Regions from separate parts of the Homo sapiens genome. Here region 1 is linked to region 2. Evidence: read pairs that join two places in POLR2A ChIA-PET (ENCODE). Cell type or tissue: PC-3. All regions are shown on one strand. Each heading gives the region's core, and the rest is flanking DNA. Links, peaks and the distances in the headings are about the cores only.

Region 1 (4,408 bases), core at 128-4,127, 70 kb after region 2:
GACTAATACAGTAGGTATTCAAAGAAATGTAACTCACAATACTCTATTTACATAGCTCAGCTGTTCCATTATACCACATGTCTAAACTTGACTGGAATTTAATTCATTTAACTTTTAGAAAGTGTATGTCTGGGTCAGGAGTTTGAGACCAGCCTGGCCAACAAGGCCGCCTCTACTAAAAAAAATACAAAAATTAACCAGGCATGGTGGCGTGCGCCTGTAATCCCAGCTACTCGGGAGGCTGAGGTGACAGAATTGCTTGAACCCAAGAGGTGGAGATTGCAGTGAGCCAAGATCACACCACTACACTCCAGACTGGGTGACAAAGCAAGACTCCATCTCAAAAAAAAAAAAAAAGAAAAAGAAAAAAGTGTATGTCTCAAACGTTTAGAGCTGGAGAGTGTTCTTGCCTTTGAAGAGAAAGTTAATAGAATTCACTCACAATTGACATTCTGTAAGGTACAAGTGCTAAGAATGTATGTGCCAGAATCAGTTGGCCCCATGATCAAATGTCAGCTCCCCTTTTTACTGTTTGACTTTGAGCAAGTGATTTAAACCTCTACACTATAGCTTTATCAGCTGTAAAACAGGTATAATAGCAGTTTTCTACCTCATGATTTAGTTGTGAGGACCGAACGAGGTAAGTCCATGAAAATTGCTGAGAATAGTTCTGAGACCAGAGTAAACAATCTTTTTTTTTCTAAGCTGTTATATAATAAAGCTATCGTAAACTAGGGTAATTATGGCAACCATTACAAAAAGAGCAAATGAATCAGCATCTGTATCAGAAGATCCTATAGTTGACAAACACTGTCTCATATTCTAATATACATTTTTAGAATCAGAGAGGTATAATATAGTTTATATTCACAGAATCAGGGACTCAAGAGCTTAGAAAATGGGGTGACATGGGGAGGCCGAGGTGGGCGGATCACGAGGTCAGGAGATCGAGACCATCCTGGCTAACACGGTGAAACCCCGTCTCTACTAAAAATACAAAAAAAAAAATTAGCCGGGTGTGGTGGTGGGCGCCTGTAGTGTCAGCTACTTGGGAGGCTGAAGCAGGAGAATGGCGTGAACCCGGCAGGTGGAGCTTGCAGTGAGTAGAGATCGCACCACTGCACTCCAGCCTGGTGACAGAGCAAGACTCCATCAAAAAAAAGAAAAGAAAATGGGGTGAATGAAAGCAGAGTTCTAGTGGGCCATTTTACCTAAGAACAGGTATTCCTTTTTTCTTTAACTCCCAAGACTGTCAGCAAATATATACTCAATGCAGGCAAGCAGAGAAATTTTGGTGTGACATATGGCACAAATACCAGTTTTCAAATGACACCCACAAAAAGTCACTAAGGAAGTAGAATCTGCCTACTGAAAGAATGAGGAAGATTCTGGGTCATTTGTAGAAAAACATTGACTGGATGTCTGTCAGTCTTATGATGAATCATAACTGAAGGGCAGACAGCTAGATGTCTTGGCATTTGGGGGTTTATGTAGAGACCCAAGACCTGAGTCCATTCCCCAGAATCCGGAGGAGGCAGGACTGATTCTGCTCAGTAAGGAGCTGATATTTTCATCTGTTTTCCATGTTGGAATAGGCTTTTCTGGAAAGAGCTAGGTGGACGGGAAATGGGATCAACAAGAACCTCAGATACTGCCTCAACCTAGAACTTGCATTAGTTGGTTTCCCTGTAGCTTTGCAAGTATGCAGGAGAGTAAAGAGTGTCATTAATATTCATCAACAGATCTCTACAGAGAAAAAAACAACAAACTATTTCTTGGTCTCTGGTTCTTTAAAGTATAGATAATCATAACGTTTCATGTAAAAATTGTTGCATTTCATAAAGTAATAGGTGTTTAAACAGAACAATAATAATTGAGCACTAGTGCACATATTCTCCCCCAACCCTGTCTCTCTGCCACTCCAACTTCAATACCCACTTGAACACCCACACCCCTCTAGTTTTTATTTCTGTAGAAGGAAATAATCTGAGAATGATGACTTTCATTTATTGAGTTCCTACTATGTGCCAGGTGGTGTTTAATTTCATAACAACTTTGCAACGTATGTACTCTCTCTGTTTTATAAATGAGTCTCCAAAAAGTGAGTAACTTGTCCAAGCTGTAACAGCTGATGAGCTATGAAACTAGAATGTAAAACAAAATTTGTCTGGTGATAGCCCCACCCATTTACCACATTATCACATGAATGGTATGCATGAAAGATTACACAAAGTTCATCTCATTTACCTATTGAGTCATGAGGAACTAGTCACCTGGTCTAAGCAGGTGCTCAGAGGCCACTGTTCTCCATTCCATAAGGATACACAATCACTCTTCCCATAGTTAAGACTCTTATGAAGGGCATAACCAAGTTTCTCCCTCCCATTAATAAAAACTTACTATTTTACTGCTGTCAGGCATAACTCTTTGTGCAATACAAATACTTAGCAATGTCTCTGCTTTGTGGTTCTAGCTGGGAGTGGTAATGGCAACATCTTAATTTGTTTCTCCCACCTTGCTTCTGACAAGGAACATGGTTGGGTCACGAATCATGATTTTAGCATTCACAAAGAACTATAATATCAGGAAATATGGAAGGTTGGGGTGGAGTGTGAAGGAGAAGAGGCTGCTGGACTGACCAGAGGTTTCCAGAAACAACACACTTGTCCAGGACTTGTAGCTGAAGAAGGTCATAACGAGTTGCCAACAGAAAACAAAGGACCTGTAGTCCCAGCCAAATCTCTGCTTACCTCTTACCAGCAGCTGTGGGTGCTTTTGCTAACATCTCACATCTGCAGTCTCATCCAGGGAAGTGTCCTTGGGCAACAGGAGCTGCCTAGCCCAGTAGTGTCAGGAGTTGGTGTCCTGACTCCTTCTGTTCCCACCTGGGGCAGCCCTGATCCAATGACTCACCAGCACAGGATTCATTTCTTCATCTTAAGATAGGGCAGGCTCTGTGGTACAGTTTACCCTCCAGAGGGTAAGGATGAAGAATAAAGATAGATTTCATCTGAAACCACATCTTTGCCTAGAGTTTTTTCCCCTTCTCTGTCCTATTTCTCTCACTTTCTTATAGATTTCTCTTGGAAGTACTCCCTGAATAGATCACGTGCATAAGAATTCCCATCTTGAACCCTGCTTCTAGGGAGTTTTTGGCCTAAAGAATTTTCAGAAGCCAGGTGACAAAACCAGAAGAGCAAAGATGCAAAGACTTAGAGCAGGGACCCAAGGGGAGAAGTGGAAGTGCTCTCTTGGTGAGTTTCTATGACAGGACTTCTCCAGTATCCTTATTGGTGGGCCATAGCCACATATATGGCTGAGGGTATGAAGGCAGGGAAGAGGTGACAAGGAAGAGGAAGAACAGGAAATTCAAGAATCTCTTTCAGAATTCTAAAATTCCTAGAAAACTACTCATTTCCTCAACTCTATAAGTTTTATGACATCTCTATTCTTTCCACAAAACATTCCACTTTGACCTTGACCCCTCTAGTAACTGAATTGGTGTCTTATAGGGCATAGTTCAATGTCATTTAAGTCTGGGCTTTAAACCCTACTAGCTTTTTCAGTCTTTTGGGAGGGGATAAGGAGGCATTGCTAGAGTAGACTGTTCCAAAAGTGTGGGGCCTCCTGCCTCAGCACAGTTCTTTTCTTCTCTTTTTCGCTTGGGCACAAAGGGAAGCACTTGACTATGGCAGCCACACAACACTGGGACGCTCAGACTCTGTAAAGAAGTGATGAACCTCAAAGTCTTTGGAAACAAATAGAGAAATTTTCTATCTTTATTCAACTTCCATATACTTAATGAGCATGGGGCAGAGGGACTCAAAGACAGACAAGACAGACTTGAGTTCTGCCTTCATGGAGTAGGCGGTCTGGTACAGACAAAGAAGTAAACAGACAGACGTAATCCAAAGGGGTATGTGTACCATCAGTGGCCATGTGTACCATGGGAACTCAGAGGAGTGGCAGTTCTACCAGATTTGAGGGACAGGGAAGCCGTCCCAAAATATGACACTGAAGCCAAGACCTGAGGATAAGTAGGAGCTACTTGGTGCAAAACACAAAACCAAACCAAAACAAACAACGACAACAAAAAGAAAACAAAACAGATGGAAACTTTTGCATCAAAAGGAGAGAACAGGCTGCCTGGAGATTGGGAAGCAAGAGAGTAGCTGGGGATTTCTCATAGCCAAAGGAAGTTGAAAATGATTAGAGTGCAGAGGCAGAGGTCAGGTTGTGGAGGTGCACAAATCATTTCGAAAGCCAAGTTAAGGAACTGGGGTTTTACCCTATGAGCAAGGGGTGGTTATTAATAAGTTATTAGAATGAGCAATACATATCACTATAAGAATTTTAGACAGATTACTGTTGCTTTTACATGGAGGATAAGATTAGAGGTACAAAAATA
Region 2 (4,408 bases), core at 185-4,184:
ATGACATATTAAAGTCACCTAAATTATGTTTCTTGTCTTTGCAATCACTGTGCTATCATTGTTTATTTCAAAGCTACTGCTTAAACACAGGAATATGGAGCACAGTGGGAGTCAGAAACAGAACTTTAGCCTGAAGCAAGCTCAAAGGATTTCAAACTGTTACAGACTTCCTCTCAAAGTGAATTTATATAGCTGAGTCTAGGTATTCTGGGTCAAGCTGTCTAACCAAGGATTCTCTCAATTTTCATGTCGAATATAAAATTTATTAATGTAGAAATTATAAAATATGCTAACTTGCTACTTATATATTGCGTTGGTTCGAATGTGTTCCTCCCAAAATTATGTGTTGGAAACTTAATCCCCGATGCAACAGTATTAGGAGGTAGGGCTCAAAGAGAGGTGATTAGGCCATGAGGATAGAGGGAATAGATTAAAACCCGTATTATTACAAGAGTGCATTTATTATCATATAAGTACATTCATTATAAAAGTGAGAATTTGGACCCCTTTTACTCTTTCTCTCACCCTCTCTTTGCCCTTCTGCTATGGAATGACATAGCAAGAAGATCCTTGCAAGATACTGGCCCCTTGATCTTGGATTTTCCAGCCTACAGAACCATGAGCCAATAAATTTTTGTTCATTATACGTTACCCAGTCTGTGGTATTCTATTATCGAATCACAAAATGGACAAAGAAAATCGGTACTAGTGAAGTGTGGTGTTGCCATATCAAATACGTGAAAATGTGGAAACCTCTTTGGAATTGGTAATGGGCAGCGGTTGAAAGAATTTGGAGGAACAGGCAAGAAAATCCCTGTATTGCCATAAACAGATCATTAAGAGTGATTCTGGTGAGATTTCAGAAGAGAACTGTAGTAAAAGTATGAAAATTTTTAGACATTACTTTAGGATTCAAATGATTTTCAATCTGGCCCTGTGGTAGAAAATGAAAGAACATTTTCAGGAGGCGAAACCGAGGGTATAGCCAAGAGACCATTTGATAAGGAGATTAGTATAGATGGAATGAAGTCAGAGGCTAGTCATGAGACACTGGAAGAATGACCCTGAAGCCACTTTGGAGATTAATGGTACTGCCTTTTCTGCCTCTTATGTCACAGGCACCAAGTTTAATTTCCCATATAATAGTGTTGAAATGTGGGTCCTAATAAGGAGTGATTAGGCCATAAGGGGAAAATAAGTAGATTAATACCATTATGGCAAAAGTGAGTTCATTATCATGGGAATGGGTTTGTTATAGAAGGAAGAGTTTGGTACCCTTTTATTCTCTCTCTCGTCCTCTCTTTGCCCTTTTGCCATGGGACAATATAACATGAAGGCTTTTGCAAGATGCCAGCCCATTGATCTCGGACTGCCCAGCCTTCAAAACTGTGATACAATACGTTTCTGTTCAATATAAATTACCCGGGCTGTGGTATCCTTTTCAGCTGCACAAAAAATGACGCACACATACACACACACACACACACACACACACACACACACACACACACACACGGATATATATGGTTAAAATTCAACTATAACCACAGCAATTGTTTAGCGCTTAAACCAACAACATATTTTAATTTTTACAGAGGAACATCTTTATGTCACTGACATTATTCAGATTTGCTAGTGTATAGTATTTTTTAAATTATTATTTTAAAACATTTTTGTGGGTACATAGTAGGTATATATATTTATGGGGTACCTGAGATGTTTTGATACAGGCATGAAATAACAACATCATGGAGAATGGAGTATCCATCTTCTCAAGCATTTATTCTTTCAGTTACAAACAATCCACTACCTTCTTTAAGTTACTTTCAAATATACAATTATATTATTATTGATTATAGACGCCCTATTGTGCTTTCAAATGGTATGTCTTATTCATTCCGTCTTTTGATATCCATTAACCATCACCACTTCTCCCTCAACCCCCTACTATACTTCCCAGCCTCTAGTAACCATTCTTCTACTCTCTATGTCCATGAGTTCAATTGATTTTATTTTTAGATCCCACCAGTAAGAGAGAACATGTGATGTTTGTCTTTCTGTGTCTGGCTTACTTCACTCAACGTAATGATCTCCAGTTCCATTCATGTTGTTGTAATGACAAGATCTCATTATTTTTATGGCTGAATAGTACTCCATCATGTATATGTACGTTTTCTTTATCCATTCATCTATTGATAGACATTTAGGTTTCTTCCCAATCTTAGCTATTGTAAACAGGCTGCAACAAACATAAGAGTGCAGATATCTCTTTGATATACTGACTTCCTTTCTTTTGGGTATATACCCAGCAGTGGGATTGCTGAATCATATAGTAGCTCTATTTTTTGTTTTTTGAGAAACTTCCAAACTGTTCTCCATAGTGGTTGCACTAATTCACATTCCCACTAACGGTGTACAAGGGTTCCCTTTCCTCCACATCCTCACCAGTGTTTGTTATTGCCTGTGTTTTGGATATAAGCCATTTTTACTATGTGCGTATGTAACTGGAGTAGGATAATATCTCATTGTAGTTTTGATTTGCATTTGTCTGATGACCAAGGATGTTGAGCACCTTTTCCTAGGCCTGTTTGCTATTTGTATGTCTTCTTATGAGAAATGTCTATTTAAAAATTTTGCCTATTTTTTGATCCATTATTAGATTTTTTTTCTGTAGAGTTATTTGAGCTTCTTATATATTCTAGTTATTGACTCCTTGTCAGAGGGGTGATTTGCAAATATTTTCTCCCATTTTGTGGGTTATCTCTTCACTTTGTTGATTGTATCCTTTTCTTTGAAAAAGCTTTTTAACTTGATGTGATCTCATTTGTCTAATTTTGCTTTGATTGCTTGTGCTTGTGGGATATTGCTCAAAAAATCTTTGCCCATTGTCAGGACCAATCTACAGGATATTGTCCTGGAGATTTTCCCCAAAGTTTGCCTGTAGTAGTTTCATAATTTGAAGTATTACATTTAAGTATTTAACCCATTTGATTTGATTTTTGTATATGGCAAGAGATAGAAATCTAGTTTCATTCTGTTTTCATATGGCTATCCAGTTTTCCCAGCATCATTTGTTGAAGAGACTGTCTTTTCCTCAGTCTATGTTCTTGGCACCTTTGTCAAAAATGAGTTCACTGTAAGTGTGTGGATTTGTCTCTGGTTCTCTATTTTAATCCATTGGTCTATGCATCTGTTTTTATGCCAGTACTATGCTGTTTTTGTTAGTATAGCTCTATAGTATAGTTTGAAGTCAGGTAATGTGATTCCTCCAGTTTTGTTTTTGCTTAGGATAGCTTTGGCTATCCTGGGTCTTTTGTAATCCATTTATACATTTTAGAATTGTTTTTTCTATTTCTGTGAAGAATGTCATTGACATTTTGATAGGGATTGCATTGAATCTGTCGATTGCTTTGGGTGGTATGGACAAATTAACAGTATTGATTCTTCCAATCCATAAACATGGAATATATTTCCATTTTTTGGTATCCTCTTCAAGTTCCTTCATCAGCATTTTGTAGTTTTCATTATAGAGATTTCACTTATTTGGTTAATTCCTATGTATTAAATTTTATGTGTGGTTATTGTAAATGAAATTATTTTTTAAATTTCTTTTCTACATTGTTCATTGTTGCCATATAGAAATGCTATTCATTTCGGTATGTTAATTTTGTATCTTACAACTTTATTGAATTCGCTTATCAATTCTAATAGTTTTCTTGTGGAGTCTTTAGGTTTTTTCAAATATAGGATCATATAATCTGCAAATAAGGATAATTTGACTTCTTCCTTTCCAATTTGGATGCCTTTTACATCTTTCTATCATCTGATTGCTCTAGCTAGGACTTCCAGTACTATGTTGAATAGCAGTAATGACAGTGGGAGTCTTTATCATGTTCCAGATCTTAGAGGAAAGACTTTCAGTTTTTCCTCATTCAGTATGATGCTAGCTGTGGGTCTGTTGTATATAGCTTTTATTATGTTGAGGTATGTTTCTTCTACCCAGTTTTTTAGGGTTTTTTTTCATGAAGGGATGTTAAATTTTGTCAAATGCTTTTTTCAGCATCAATTGAAATGATCATATGGTTTTCATCTTTCATTCTGTTGATATGATGTATCACATTGATTGATTTGCATATGTTGAACTATCTTGTATCCCAGGGATAAATCCCACTTGGTCATGATGAATGATCTTTCTAATGTATTGTTGGAATTGGTTTGCTAGTATTTTGTTGAGGATTTTTGTGTCAACAATCAACAGCGATATTGGCTTGTAGTTTTCTTTTTGTGATGTGTCTTTTTCTGATTTTGGTATTGGGGTAATTCTGGCCTCATAGAATGAGTTTGGAAGTATTCCCTCATCCTCTGTTTTTCAGAATAGTTTGAGTAGGATTGCTATTTATCCTTTTTT

What was found. ChIA-PET counts read pairs that join two places held together with the same protein. Peaks named below come from ENCODE experiments on the same cell type or tissue, not always from the same donor. Only the 100,000 strongest peaks of a DNase experiment are listed, where the experiment ranks them.
Region 1: POLR2A ChIA-PET joins it to region 2 with 7 read pairs; 3 of 35 experiments call an interaction of 5 or more read pairs at or near these places.

Annotation. Positions count from the first base shown.
Region 1 is chr3:30,500,685-30,505,092 of GRCh38, reverse strand. No RefSeq gene overlaps it. Among named protein-coding and RNA genes, the nearest start is that of LINC01985, 16 kb to the left of the region's middle. RefSeq lists an enhancer at 4,174-4,223. In PC-3, for the core only: no CTCF peak of the experiment used is centred there; DNase peaks (open chromatin) are centred at 2,162 and 3,352; H3K27ac peaks cover 1,283 bases.
Region 2 is chr3:30,570,915-30,575,322 of GRCh38, reverse strand. No RefSeq gene overlaps it. Among named protein-coding and RNA genes, the nearest start is that of TGFBR2, 33 kb to the left of the region's middle. In PC-3, for the core only: no CTCF peak of the experiment used is centred there; no DNase peak of the experiment used is centred there.